2 separate regions of the Homo sapiens genome follow, and region 1 is linked to region 2. Evidence: read pairs that join two places in POLR2A ChIA-PET (ENCODE). Cell type or tissue: PC-9. All regions are shown on one strand. Links, peaks and the distances in the headings refer to the core of each region. The heading gives the core; the rest is flanking DNA.

Region 1 (2,905 bases), core at 213-2,712, 110 kb before region 2:
ATTTCTATTGGAAAACTCCAGACTTGTCTGAGCTCAACGAAAGGAAAAGGGATCTGTGGGCACCCAGAGCAGGCCAGGGGTGGGGGTGGGGAGCCGGGCCCCTGAGTGGGTAGTATGCGTTTCCAGGGGCTCAGATCTGATGATCCCATCCTTGGCTCCACAAATTCAATCCATGCCCCTTAGCTTGGCATTCGAGGCCTTTCCTTCATCTGGCTTCAGCCCCTGCTTCTCTCTGGCTTACATCCAGGTTTCTGCTCACATTGTTCCCTATGCCCACAATGCCCTTTCCTCCCATCCTAAGAGATCCAATGCCCAAACTCTGGTCATCCTTCAAGGCCCAGCCCAGATGCCTCCTCCTCCATGAAGCCTTCCTTGACCCCCTCAGCTGGACATGACATCTCCCTCTTCTGAATTCCCACAGCCCTTGGTTCATACTTCTCTGAGGGCGTATTCCATTCTCCCACCAGCAGCAGACCTTGGTTGTGACCCTACCCAGCATCCTTCCTCCTTCTGATCAAAACACTCCAATATTCCATGAGAAATATCTGTCGCCCACCTTCAGACATGTGGTCCAGAAGAAGCTGATTCCACTCCCAGGATCCAGAGAGGCTCATAAGGCCCAGGCCTCGAAGTCGGAGTAGCCCATCTTTTCTCCTACCCCCTCCACTTCTGAACCCTGTGCTTGCTATGGGATCAGTTCAGGTATGGGGCTGTGACTCAGTCACAGCCAGAGCTATATCAGGGCTTTTTTCCTCTTTCTTTCTTTCTTTCTTTCTTTCTTTCTTTCTTTCTTTCTTTCTTTCTTTCTTTCTTCCTTCCTTCCTTCCTTCCTTCCTTTCTTTCTTTCTTTCTTCCTTTCTTTCTTTCTTTCCTTCTTTCTTTCTTCCTTTCTTTCTCTCTCTTTCTTTCTTCTTTCTTTCTTTCTTTTTTTAATTTATTTATTATTATTATACTTTAAGTTTTAGGGTACATGTGCACAATGTGCAGGTTAGTTACATATGTATACATGTGCCATGCTGGTTCATTCTTTCTTTCTTTCTTTCTTTCCCTTTTTTTTTTTTTTTTTGTTTTGTTGTTGTTTTTTGAGACAGAGTCACCCTCTGTCGCCCAGGCTGGAGTACAGTGGTGTGATCTCACTGCAACCTCCGCCTCCCAGGTTCAGGTGATTTTCCTGCCTCAGCGTCCTGGGTAGCTGGGATTACAGGCGCATGCCACCACACCCAGCTAATTTTTGTATTTTTAATAGAGACAGGGTTTCACCATGTTGGCCAGGCTGGTCTCAAACTCCTGACCTCAAGTGATCCGCCCACCTCAGCCTCTCAAAGTGCTGGGATTACAGACGTGAGCCACCGCGCCCAGCCTCTCTATAGATCTTACTCTGGCCCTGGGTTCACGTCACTTGCAAGTGAAAAATCCCTGACTGCTATTTATTCCTTTGCTCTGTTTCTCTGCAGCTAATGTCCTACTTGGACCTGCAGGATGGAGGCTCCTGGAAGTCAGGTGCCATGATCTCTTGCCTTTGTGCTCCCACAGCACCAAGCACAGGGCCAGCCGCACAGAAAGTTTCCACGAGGGTTTGTAGAACCGTCTGTGGGAGGAGTGAACACGCTGGCTGTCCTGGCCCTCCCCACCCCAACCAGGAGCCCATCTCGGGCCTGGGACTCTCCACCTTCTCCCCAGACCTGACCTGGCAGTGGACAGCCCAGACTGGAGCTTCCTGCCTGCCACACTGGCTCTCCAGTCAGCAGAGGCCAGAAAGTGGTGATTTCCTGTATTGCAGGATCAGATGGCAGAATCGCAAGAGCTCCGCATCCCCAGGGACTCATCTGAAAGACAATGTGAAGCAAAGACAATGTGAGGCGTGGGGAGACTTCCAGGTACTTGGTTGCATCTGGGGAGGGGCCAGTGGTGTCTGAGCTTTAGCTTCTGGAAGCCGGCTGCTGCGGGGTGGAGACAGAGGGGCTGTGCCAGAGAGGGAACAGCTCTAGAAACCAGCAACAGGGAGAAGTTTGATGCAGGGCAGAGGGGAACCTGGGATGGGAGGCTGGGCAAGGGGCTCCTGCTCCCCAGGGGGCTGATGAAGACCCTTGGTGTTCTCCCACCTGCCTCTGGGAGCTTGTGGTGTTTTTGTTGTTGTGTTTTGGTGTTTTGTTTTGTTTTGAGACTGGACTGAGTCTCACTTTGTCGCCCAGGCTGGAATGCAGTGGTGCAATCTTGGCTCACTAAAACCTCCACCTCCCAGGTTCAAGTGATTCTCCTGCCTCAGCCTCCTGAGTAGCTGGGATTATAGCGCCCGCCACCACGCCCAGCTAATTTTTATATTTTTAGTAGAGATGGGGTTTCACCATATTGGCCAGGCTGGTCTCGAACTCCTGACCTCAAGTGATCCGCCCACCTTGGCCTCCCAAAGTGCTGGGATTACAGACGTGAGCCACTGCGCCCAGCTGGGAACTTGTGTTTTAGAAAGTCCTTCAGTTCCATCCTTACTCTGGAGCACTGTAAAGTTTATAAAACAAAATGTCTGAGAGCACCACCTTGTTAGTAACCAACTGAGTGGAACCCTACTCTATCTAGTGTCCTGTTCTGGTGTATTGGTCAGGAGAGGCTATAGTGTGCTGAGGTAAACATTGACCTCCAAATCTTAGCGGCTTCTTGATGCAACAAAGGTGTATTTTTCTCGTTCACACAAAACTGCTGCAGGTTGGGTAACTGTCCAGGTTAGCTGTCCCTTGTACAGGCTACTTCCTTCTAGTGGCTCTACCATTTCAAACCATGGCATCTGTGGTTGCCACTAAAGGCCAAGAGAGAACAGGAGGGTTGGACAGCAGCACTTCAGTGTTTCGGTCCAGAAATGACACCTGTCACTTCCATTCACAGCCTGTTGGTCAGAGTTTGCCTCATGACC
Region 2 (2,905 bases), core at 264-2,763:
AGAGACGGGGTTTCACCATGTTGGCCAGGCTGGTCTTGAACTCCTGACTCTAGGTGATCCACCCGCCTTGGCCTCCCAAAGTGCTGGGATTACAGACGCGAGCCACCACACCCGGCCCGTTCTATGGGTTTTGATTGTAGTATGATACAGAGTCGTTTCATTGCCCTAAAAATTCTGTGCTCTACCTGGCCCCTCCAACTCCTGTCAACAACTGGTCCTTTTACTGTTGCCACTGTTTTGCTTTTTCCAGAATGATTTGGAATCATACGGTATGCAGTTTGTTTGGGTTGGCTTCTTTCACCTGGTAATACATGTTTAAGGTTCCTCCTGTCTTTTCCTGGCTTGATAGCGCATTTATTTTTAGTGGTGAATACTATTGCATTGTCTGGGTGTATCACTGTTTATTTATCCATTCACCTACGGAAGGACATCCGGGTTGCCGCCAAGTTTTGGCAATTATGAATAAAGCTGCCATAAACATCCATGTGCAGGTTTTTGTGTGGATATGAGTTTTCAAAACATTTGGATAAATACCAAGGAGCACGATTGCTGGATCATGTGATAAGGGTGCGTTTAGTTTTGTAAGAAACTGCCAAACTCTCTTCCAGATTGGCTGCACCATTTTGCATTCCCACCAGCGATTAATCAGTTCCTATTGTTCCACATCCTCACCAGCATTTGGTGGTGGTGGTAGTGTTTTGGATTTTGGTATCTGAATAGCTGCATAATAGTATCTCATTGTTTTAATTTGCAATTTGCTGATAAGATATGATGTTGAACATTTTTTCATATGCTTACTTTCATTTGTATATATTCTTTGGTGAGGTGCTTGTTTAGATTAGATTTTTTTTTTTTTTTTTTTTTTTTAGACAAGGCTTCATTCTATCACCCAGGCAGAGTGCAGTGGCTCGATCATGGCTAATTGCAGCCTTGAACTCCTGGGCTCAAGTGATCCTCCTGTCTCAGCTTCCCAAAAAGCTGGGACTAAAGGTGTGCACCACCATGCCTGGCTAAGCTTTTTATTTTTTGTAGAGATGGGATCTTTCTATGTTGCCCAGGCTGATCTCAAACTCCTGGCCTCAAGTGATCCTCCCACCTCAGCTTCCCAAAGTGCTGGGATTAAAGATGTAAGCCACCACACTTGGCTTTGCCCATTTTTTTTTAAATCGGGCTGTTCATTTTCTTACTGTTGAGGGGTTTTATTTTTTTGTTTTTTTGAGACAAGTTCTTTCTCCATCACCCAGGCTGGAGTACAATGGTGCCATCATGGCTCACTGCAGCCTTGAACTTCTAGGCTCAAGCAATCCTCCCTCCTCGGCCATCCAAAGTGCCGGGATTACAGTCCTGAGCACCATGCCTGGCCTTACTGTTGAGTTTTAGGAGTAATTTGCAGAGGGCAGAAGACCAAGAGATCCGAGTCATCACAGAAAACAAACAGGTGACCAGGGCTGGAGGAGGGTCCTTTTCCCTCACCCAGGGTGGGGGGAATCACTGCCCTACCCCTTTCCCCAGAATCCCCTGCATAGAGGGCTGTGGTACAGCTTCCTATGGAGGATCCTGGGAGGAGGTGGAACTGTATACCCACAGGCCTGGTCCCAGGTCCCCTGGAGTCTGAGTACCTGAGTGGGCTGGGTCCCTCTGCCCTCTCTCCTTCCTGCCTCTGAGGCCTCCACAGCACCCTCAAAGGCTGCTCACATGAGATCCAGCAAAGGAGCAGGCTGGCAGGATGCAGAAAGGGAGGCTGCAGCTGCATACTGCCTGGCTGACCCAGATGGAGCCAGCAGCAGCCATGGCCACAAAGGCTGCACACACCATGAGGAGGGCAAGAGAAACCCAGGGCCTTGTGAAGCTGCCCATCCAGCCGAGTCAGGTCCAGATGCTGGGTCTCAGAGGTGAAGGCAGGGACCGGAGGCCAGGCCTCGGGTGCTGGGTTTGGGGTAAAGCCTGGCTAGCCCTGGCATTTCTATGCAACAGATGCAAAGACCTTTCCAACCTCTTTCTTTCTCCTGGGGCAGCTTGACAGGCAAGACACCCCAGCAGCTGGCAGGTGAGGGCCCCAGGACTGGGAGTAGAGAAGAAAATTAGGGGGTGCTCAGGGAAAAACTACAAAGGATTGCCTGCCCTGAAGCTGGGGTCACTGCAAGAAGCCAGTGTTTGCAACCATCCCTCCATGCTTGTCTGATTTGCTCATCTCTACAACCCTAGGGCTCACAGTCTTGTGTGTGTGTGTGTGTGTGTGTGTGTGTGTGTGTGTGTGTGTGTAGGAAAGGAAAAGAAAACTCAGTGGATTGGTAGATAGGTGAATGCAGGTATTTAGATGGATGGATAGATGGATGATGAACAGGATGGAAAAGAAGGGAGAAGGTAAAGAAGGAGAAAAAATGGGGGGAAAAATCTGAGTTCCCCTGCCTCATGGGGTCTAGGACCATAGGGGTAAAGGCAAAAGAAACTACAGCCCCAGTGCTCCCCCAAACAACATGTCCTGATATTGGCAAGGGCCCCTCAAAGCAGAATCACTTTATTCATCATCAACAATGGTCAGTGCCTACTACATGCCAGGCACCAGCAGGGCTCCAAGACACTGTAGCTTCAGAGCCAGACTGCCAGATGTGACCTTGGACATGAGTTTTGAATGTTTTTCAAACATGAGTTTTGGACATGAGGACTGGATGGGCACATAACATGTACCAACACACAACAGCCACTGCTACTCTTTATATTAAAAGTTATAGGCCAGGTGTGGAGGTTGATGTCTGTAATCCCAACAGTTTGGGAGGCCAAGGCGGGAGGATTACTTGAGCCCAGGACTTTGAGACCAGCCTGAGTAACATGGCGAAACCCCATCTCTACAACAAATTAAACAATAAGCCAGGCGTGGTGGCACGTACCTGTGATCCCAGCTACT

What was found. ChIA-PET counts read pairs that join two places held together with the same protein. Peaks named below come from ENCODE experiments on the same cell type or tissue, not always from the same donor. Only the 100,000 strongest peaks of a DNase experiment are listed, where the experiment ranks them.
Region 1: POLR2A ChIA-PET joins it to region 2 with 22 read pairs; 8 of 35 experiments call an interaction of 5 or more read pairs at or near these places.

The regions. Positions count from the first base shown.
Region 1 is chr17:45,363,656-45,366,560 of GRCh38, reverse strand. It overlaps LOC105371796 (a long non-coding RNA gene), which reads left to right and starts at 39. Exons shown (of 3, transcript XR_934786.3): 1 at 39-702; 2 at 1,781-1,877; 3 at 2,878-2,905. In PC-9, for the core only: no CTCF peak of the experiment used is centred there; no DNase peak of the experiment used is centred there.
Region 2 is chr17:45,249,616-45,252,520 of GRCh38, reverse strand. The region is part of intron 1 of MAP3K14-AS1 (MAP3K14 antisense RNA 1); the gene reads right to left. It also overlaps the pseudogene EFCAB15P. Among named protein-coding and RNA genes, the nearest start is that of MAP3K14-AS1, 3.1 kb to the right of the region's middle. In PC-9, for the core only: no CTCF peak of the experiment used is centred there; no DNase peak of the experiment used is centred there.